2 separate regions of the Homo sapiens genome follow, and region 2 is linked to region 1. A link is an interaction called in ENCODE POLR2A ChIA-PET data of the cell type or tissue named here. Cell type or tissue: K562. All regions are shown on one strand. Links, peaks and the distances in the headings refer to the core of each region. The heading gives the core; the rest is flanking DNA. Region 1 has its middle 44 kb from the start of PANK3. Region 2 overlaps PANK3 (pantothenate kinase 3).

Region 1 (4,403 bases), core at 317-4,316:
TAGAGGGATAAGCAGGTAAGAATAAACTCACTCTTAGTCACATTATATTAATATTTCAAAATATCAAAAGCAAAAAGAAAATGTAAACACTTCCAGAGAGAAAGAGCAGATTACCTCTTAAAATCAAACAATGGGATTTTGGAAAAACTTTTATTCAAGTATTATACATATGGAAGGAGCGGGGGGAGAGGGGGAGATGGGAAGATGGGAAGATAGGCAGAGAGGGAGAGGGAGAGAGGGAGAGAGGAAGAGAGGGAGAGAGGGAGACAGGGAAAGAGAGAGAGACAGAGAGAGAGAGAGAGAGAATGAACCCATCATAAAGTACAGCTTGATTTCGCAATGTGAACACATCTGTGTAACTAACCCCCATGTCAAGAAAGAGAACATTACCATCACCTAAAAAGTCCTCCTTGCCCCTTTCCAGTCACCATTTCCCCCCGAAGAAAACCCTATTCTGACTTCTAACTCCGTGAGTTAGTTTTGTTCTGATTTTGAATTTTACATAAATAGAAGCACACTGTCTTTACTCTTTTGTATCAGGCTTCTGTTGCTCAACATTCTGTGTGTGAGATCCACCTATGTGGCAATAGTTCATTGATTCCCATTAATGTATAGCAGTTTCTCAACCTCAGCACTGTTGACATTTGGGGCTAGATAATTCTTTGCTGTAGGTGACTATGCTGTGTATTGCAGGGTATTCAGCCACATTTCCAGCCTCTGCCAACTGAATGCCAGTAGCAATCCTCTCCCTCCCATGTAAGTTGTGATAATGAAAAAATACCTCCAGATACTGCCAAATGTCTCCTGGGAGGTGGAGTGGGGGGGCAAAATCATCAGCAGTTAGAGCCACTGCCATGTAGTATCTGGTCGTATAAATGTATCAAAGTTTATTTATCTGTTCTCTGTTTAGGTTATTTTCAATTTGGGATGATTGTGGGAAATACTATTATGAGAAGAAACAATATTTTCAAAAGTTTTAAAGGAAAATAACATGAAACCCAAAATTTTAATCTACATAACAAGCTTCAATTGTACCACTCAAAGATCCTCCATGAAAATACTGTTGTAGGTAGCATTCTAGCAAGAAGAGAAATAAATCCAGGGGAACACTGCAAGCCACAAAGGAAGCAAAGGTGAGTAAATAACACAGTAAAGTAAAGAACTTCCCCTTCTGGGTAGGCTATTGGACGTTGAAACAGGCCACACTGTCAGTAACAGCAACTATTAAGACCTAAATAAGCTGGACATGGTGGCTCATGCCTGTAACCCTAGCACTTTGGGAGGCCAAGGTGGGAGGATCGCTTTAGGCCAGGGTTCAAGACCAGGCTAAGCAGCATAGTGAGATCCCATCTCTATAAAAGATATATATATATATATATATATATATATATATATATATATATATAATTTAGAAAACAAAAAGACCTAAGTCAATTTTAAAAATCACATTTTAAAGGTGTCAAAGGGTTGTGGAAGCAGTAAGGACTAGATGGACTAAAAATCCCAGAGAAGAGAGAATAGTTCAGAGAATGGTCAAATTGGCAACTGTTATTTTCCCCTGGGTACAGCTACCAAATCTGAGCATGGGCTGAAGACTGGATCAAAGCTTTCCATTAATGCGTAAGGCTTGAGTGACAAAATCAGGAACATGAAGAGCCTCAGACACACCTGATTTTCCTCACTAGACACTCTCTGAATCCTAAGGCTAGGGGTACATGAGGCTAAAGAGCTAAGCTCAAAGTTTTTGGGAGCCAACTAGAACCTAATGCAGATGCTAGGCCATAAAACAAGTTTTGACAAATGTAAAAGGATTGAAATTATACAAAGCATGTTCCCCAACCACAATGGAATTAAATTAGAAATCAGTAACAGAAAGAAGTGTGGGAATTCCTCAAATATTTGGAAAATAACCATGTTTCTAAATAATCTATAGGTCAAATAAGAAATCACAAGACAAATTAGAAACATTTTGAACTGAATAAAAATAACAATATATCAAAATTTATGGGATGCAGCTAAAGCAATGCTTAGAAGTGTGTACCTTTAAATACCTATATCAGAAAAGAAGTCCTCAAATAGGCTAAGCTTCCACTTCTTAATAAACTAGAAACAGACAACCCAATTTAAAAAGGTACAAAAAAATCTCTTTCTAAAACAGGATACCCAAATGCCTAATAAACAGATGAAATGGTATTCAACTTTGCAACTTTCTTTTTTTATTTATTATAAAGACAGGGTCTTGCTATGTTGCCCAGGCTGGTCTTAAACTCCTGGCCTCAAGTGATCCTCCCTTCCAAAGTGCTGGGACTACAGGCATGAGCCACCATGCCCAGCCAGTTTTGGAACTTTCAACCTTATAGGAAAATGCAAACAAAAAACACATGATACAAACTCACCAGAAACAGAATGGTTAGACAAATACCACATGATCTCCTCTATATGTAGAATTCTAAAAAGTCAGACTCATGCAAGTGTAGAGTAGAACAGTGGTTACCAGGGGCTTGGAGGTGGAAGAAATGGGGAGATGTTGGTCAAAGGGTACAAACTTTCAATGATAAGTTGAATAAGTTCTGGGAACCTAATGTACAGCATGGTAACTATAGATAATAGTACTGTATTGTTTACTTGAAATTTGTTGAGAGAGTAGATGTTTAGTGTCCTCATCACACATACACTAAAAAAAAATGGTAACCATGGGTGGTCATGGATATGTTAATTTGATTGTGGTAATCATTTCACAATCTATATACATATCAAATCATTGCATTGTATACCTTGAATATCTGTAATTTTTACTTGTCAATTATATATTGTATACCTTTAATATCTACAATTTTTATTTGCCAATTATACCTTAATAAGGCTGGGGGTGGGGGAAGAATGAGAACAACTCAAATGAAAAGGATGGGGAAATATCACATGTAAGTGTGACTGTGGAGCAACTGGAACTTTTTTTTTTGAGACAGGGTCTTGCTCTATTGCCCAGGCTGGAGTGATTATGGCTCACTGCAGCCTCGACCTCCTGGGCTCAAGGGATCCTCCCACCTCAGCCTCCTGAGTAGATGGGACTACAGGCACAGACCACTACACCCAGCTAGTTTTTTTTTTCTGGTAGAGACAGGGTCTCCCTATGTTGACCAGGCTGGTCTCGAACTCCTGGGATCCAGCAATCCTCCTGCCTTAGCCTCCCAAAATGCTGGGATTACAGGTGTGAGCAACCACATCCAGCCGCAACTGAAACTCTTATGCATTGGAGATGGGGGTGTAAAGTGGCACAACTACTTTGGAAACCTGTTTAGCAGTACTAACCAAAGCTGAACTATGTATACCTCATGAACTAGCAATTCTATTCCTAGTTATATACTCAATAGGAATGCCCACCTATGCTCACCAGAAGCCATGCACTAGAATGTTCATGGTAGCTTTATTCATGATGGCAAACCAACCAGAAACTGGAAAATACACAAACGCTCATCAACAATAAAATGAATTAGTAAATTTAGTGTGTCACATAATAAAACACTATACACAAATACTATACAACAACAAACTACTACTACATACCACCACATAAATGAATCTCACAAACAAAAGGGTGAGCATAAGACAGATACAATAATATACACTGTATGATTCCTTGTATATAAAGTACAAAAACTGGTGAGGCGTATCTATTTTTTTTAGAAGTCAGCAATTGTAGTTTCCTTCATTGAGTATGAGAAGTCACTGGAAGTGGGCATAAGGGTAGCTTCTTGGGTGCTAGTAATGTTCTAGTTTTTTATCATGCTCCTTTAACTGTTGTGTTCTGTTTTGAAAATTCATTAAGCTATACCCTTATTATATGTTTGTTTGTTTTTCCTTTTTGAGAGAGGGTCTTCCTCTGTTGCCCAGGCTAGAGTATAGTGGTACAATCACAGCTCACTGTAACCTTGAACTCCTGAGCTCAAGCTATCCTCCCACCTCAGCCTCCCTAGTAGCTAGGACTATAGGCACATGCCACCATACCTCGCTAATTTTTTTATTTTTTATTGGTAGAGACAGGGTCTCACTATGTTGTCCAGGCTGGTCTCAAACTCCTGGTCTCAAGCAATCCTCCCACCTCAGCCTCCCAAACTGCTGGGATTTCATGCATGAGGCACCATGCCCGGTCTTGCTCATATCTTTATATGTATATTATGTTTCAACTAAAAAGGTTTTAAAATCATGTAGTAAGTGACCGAGACAGGATTCAAACCCAGCCAGTCAGATTTGAGAGCCCAAACCCTAAATCTTACATCTAGAATTAGAATCAGGGTTATACCATTCTCTAACAGTTTAGGAAAAAAAAGTTTTCTCTCTAAAGAAACAGAATCAACAGGATATATGTGTGTGAGAATATGTGCATGTGTGAAGAATGAGAGAGA
Region 2 (4,403 bases), core at 96-4,095, 52 kb after region 1:
CTAACAACCCCACAATATCACCCCTTACCACAAAATCTTTCTTCAGTTGAATCTCTCCCACACTAGGTTCCCACGCCACCCCTAATCCCACTCGAAGCAGCCCTGAGAAACACCGCCCATTATCTCTCCATACCACCCCCAAAGTTTTTTGCTGCTCCAACACTTCACCACTATTTTGTTTTGAGTTTCTTATTAATATAAGAAGACAGGAACATCAGGCCTCTGAGCCCAAGCTAAGCCATCATATCCCCTGTGACTTGCACATATACATCCAGATGGCCTGAAGCAACTGAAGATCCTCAAAAGAAGTGAAAATAGCCTTAACTGATGACATACCACCATTGTGATTTGTTTCTCCCCCACCCTAACTGATCAATGTACTTTGTAATCTCCCCCACCCTTAAGAAGGTTCTTTGTAATTCTCACCACCCTTGAGAATGTACTTTGTGAGATCCACCCCCTGCCCTCAAAACATTGCTCCTAACTCCACTGCCTATCCCAAAACCTATAAGAACTAATGATAATCCCACCACCCTTTGCTGACTCTCTTTTCGGACTTAGCCCGCCTGCACCCAGGTGAAATAAACAGCCTTGTTGCACACACACACACACAAGGTTAGGAGATCAAAACCATCCTAGTCAACATGGTGAAACCCCTTCTTTACTAAAAATAAAAAAATTAGTTGGTCGTGGTAGTGCACACCTGTAGTCCCAGCTACTTGGGAGGCTGAGGCAGGAGAATTGCATGAACCCAGGAGGTGGAGGCTACAGTTAGCAGAGATCATGCCACTGCACTCCAGTCTGGGCCACAGAGCAAGACTCCATCTCAAAAAAAAAAAAAAAAAAAAAGGCCTATGTTGCTAGGCACTCAACAAAACTGAGAAAATATAGTCACTTTCTTCTGCTTATGTTGCTTAGTTATTTATACCTGTTTATAGTTGACGTGATGAAGTATTGTGTTTGAGCTCAAAGCTGCCCCTGGCTTCCCAAATTATGGTCTAATGTCATTTTACTTTTTTAAAAAACTTTTTTTCCTACACTGGAAGTACCTTTCCAGAATACAGAATACTGTTTCTTAAGATTATCTGTAATGTAGCTCCAGATCTCTAATTTGAGTTTCAAATATAAAGACGAACGAGCTATTTCTCCAAAAGAAGATAATGAGGATTACTCCTTCCTCGTATTAAAAATTATATACTAATTTTAGTAAATGTGTAAATTATAAAATGGAGAAATGTATAGACTTCTTTCTCATTGAATTATATGTTCCTGGTTTTGTAATGCACACACATATCAAATAAAATGAGAAAGTAGAATTTTAGAAATAATTTTTATTGGCAACTTTTACATAAAAACTGTTAAATATATTTTGTTGCCAGACATTTTAATCCATGTATCTTGAGTATTAAACTCTTTTTGAGTCTCTGTCATAATAGTTAAGATCCTAGAGAATAGAAATATATATTTTTAGGATGGAATCTTGGCACTGTCACTTAACAGTTTGACCTCAGGCAAGTTTGTAATTGCTTTGCCTCCTTGTCTAAGTGGTACACTTAATAGAGCAATCTTATAGTGGGGGTACTGAGGATTAAATGAGCCTGTGTCTGACAGGTAGTGAGCACTCAGTAAATGTTAGCTGTAATTCTATGAAGAACTGAATCAGTTGTGCTTTAAACTAATTCTAAAAATTTGAATTTTGTAATTCATAATATTATAATACTGACTTCCTTGGGAACAATTGGAAAATACTCCTTTGTGTCAGTATAAGGATTGTGGCCAATAAATATAAGGAAATCACGTTGTAAAACTGAATTTCATAACCTGAAGGAATCAGGTGACCAAAGCCAGTCATTTTCAAATGCCATTTAGATCTGACTATAGTATAATCTTCCGAATATATACAGTATATAATTTTTAATAGCATCCCGTATCTCACTCTTAAAGATTATTGTCCAGTGCCTCTGAGGTAAGACGTCAGGAATCTGTTTTTAAATGATAAGGGTTTTGTAAATGGTCTATACCATTTTTTTCAAGAGGGTGTTACTTAAGATGGCCTCTATCGCTGGCCTTACTTTACTGGCACATCTTAAGCAGCTCATTTATATTATCCTGTACACTGCCAAAGTAGAAAGTTTGTTTGCTTTCTAATTTGAAGGTAGACTGTGCCACTCTCTTACTTAGAACGTCAGTAGTGTTCCCGTTGTCTAAAAAGTTCAAGTCTAAGCTCTTTAGCTAAGTGTGCAAGGTCCTTCATCTATTTCCTTAGACTTCCCCCTTTTTCTAGTTCCTTAACCGTACTGACGTATGCCTCTTCACCTTTGGATGGGGTTTTTTGTTGTTTTAGTATTTTCTACGGTCAAACACAGGCATAGGGTTTATCATTCCTTCTATTAATCTATACTTATATAAAATTTTATTTTGTGTATCTCGTTCTTAATGTGTTTTATTTATATTCCCCTGCTACATTGAGCGCTCCTTCAGGGCAGGTATTTTATTCATATGCATTCCTGTTTCCTGGTGTAGAGGAGATGATGATTTTCTTTCTTTCTTTCTTTCTTTCTTTTTTTTTTTTTTTGAGACGGAGTCTTGCTCCGTCGCCCAGGCTGGAGTGCAATGGCGCGATCTCTGCTCACTGCAAGCTCCACCTCCCGGGTTCACGCCATTCTCCTGCCTCAGCCTCCAGAGTAGCTGGGACTACAGGCGCCTGCCACCACGGCCGGCTAATTTTTTTGTATTTTTTTAGTAGAGACGGGGTTTCGCTGTGTTAGCCAGGAAGGTCTCGATCTCCTGACCTCGTGATCCACCCGTCTCGGCCTCCCAAAGTGCTGGGATCACAGGCGTAAGCCACCGCGCCCGGCCTGGAGATAATGATTATTTACTGAAGGGAATTGCTTTTTGGGTTTGTTTTTTATGACAGGATCTCACTCTGTTACCTAATCTGCAGTGTAGTGGTGCAAACATGGCTCACCGCAGCCCCAGCCTCCTGGACTCAAGTGATCCTCCTGCCTCAGCCTCCTGTAACTGGGACTACAGGTGCATGCTGCCACGCCCAGCTAATTTTTAAATTTTTTGCGGAGACAGGATCTTGTTATATTGCCAAGGCTGGTTTCAAACTCCTGTTTTCAAGCGATCCCCCCTACCTCAGCCTCCCAAAGTATTGGGATTTCAGGTGTGAGCACCATACCTGGCAGGAATTGCTTTTTAAGGAGGTGCTTTTCTCCTGGGTTACTTGAAGTGATTATAGGCCAGTTTTATTGTATTAAAATGCTTATAGAAACAAAGATTTTCATGCCCTTAGTGTTGACCTATTTATTGAAAAAAGAATGATCTGAATTTTTTCTCATCCCTGGAGCACATGGTATTTAGTAAATGAAAAGGGGTTGCCTACCAGGCCAGGAATTAAAAGATCCTGGGTCAACTCTAAGCACCCTATACGTTTTTAGAAAATATATTAATAAAACTTTGAAGGGCCGAGCGCGGTGGCTCACGCCTGCAATCCCAGCACTTTGGGAGGCAGAGGCAGGCGGATCACAAGGTCAGGAGATCGAGACCATCCTGGCTAACACGGTGAAACCCCGTCTCTACTAAAAATACAAAAAAAAAAAAAATTAGGCAGGCGTGGTGGTGGGCACCTGTAGTCCCAGCTACTCGGGAGGCTGAGGCAGGAGAATGGCGTGAACCCGGGAGGCGGAGTTTGCAGTGAGCCAAGATCGCGCCACTGCACTCCAGCCTGGGCAACAGAGCGAGACTCCATCTCAAAAAAAAAAAAAAAAAAAAAACTTTGAAGGGAAAAAGGTAAGTTCCACATGGAACATGTGTCTTACCCAATACATATTATTGCCTGAATGCATGATTCAGAGTAAATGAAGTTTGTGGCTAACTGGTTTTTAATTTGTGTTTCTAAAATGGATATATATATATATATATATTTTTTTTTTTTTTTTTTTTTTTCCTCCCATAGCTTTCCCATGGTTTGGCATGGACATTGGGGGAACTCTAGTAAAGCTCTCGTACTTTGAACCTATTGATATCACAGCAGAGGAAGAGCAAGAAGAAGTTGAGAGTTTAAAAAGTATTCGGAAATATTTGACTTCTAACGTGGCATATGGATCCACCGGCATTCGGGATGTACACCTTGAACTGAAAGATTTAACACTTTTTGGCCGAAGAGGGAACTTGCACTTTATCAGGTTTCCAACCCAGGACCTGCCTACTTTTATCCAAATGGGAAGAGATAAAAACTTCTCAACATTGCAGACGGTGCTATGTGCTACAGGAGGTGGTGCTTACAAGTTTGAAAAAGATTTTCGCACAGTAGGTATCTTTTACTCAAAACTGAAAATTGATACCTGTTTTTAAATATGAGAGTAGGTTTCCATCTAGCATGTTCCTTAATTCTCCCT

The links. Peaks named below come from ENCODE experiments on the same cell type or tissue, not always from the same donor. Only the 100,000 strongest peaks of a DNase experiment are listed, where the experiment ranks them.
Region 2: POLR2A ChIA-PET joins it to region 1 with 5 read pairs; 13 of 35 experiments call an interaction of 5 or more read pairs at or near these places.

Annotation. Positions count from the first base shown.
Region 1 is chr5:168,621,197-168,625,599 of GRCh38, reverse strand. No RefSeq gene overlaps it. Among named protein-coding and RNA genes, the nearest start is that of PANK3, 44 kb to the right of the region's middle. In K562, for the core only: no CTCF peak of the experiment used is centred there; no DNase peak of the experiment used is centred there.
Region 2 is chr5:168,568,557-168,572,959 of GRCh38, reverse strand. PANK3 (pantothenate kinase 3) reads left to right here. Exons shown (of 7, transcript NM_024594.4): 2 at 3,962-4,314. Among named protein-coding and RNA genes, the nearest start is that of PANK3, 8.6 kb to the left of the region's middle. In K562, for the core only: no CTCF peak of the experiment used is centred there; DNase peaks (open chromatin) are centred at 2,029 and 2,279; H3K4me3 peaks cover 406 bases.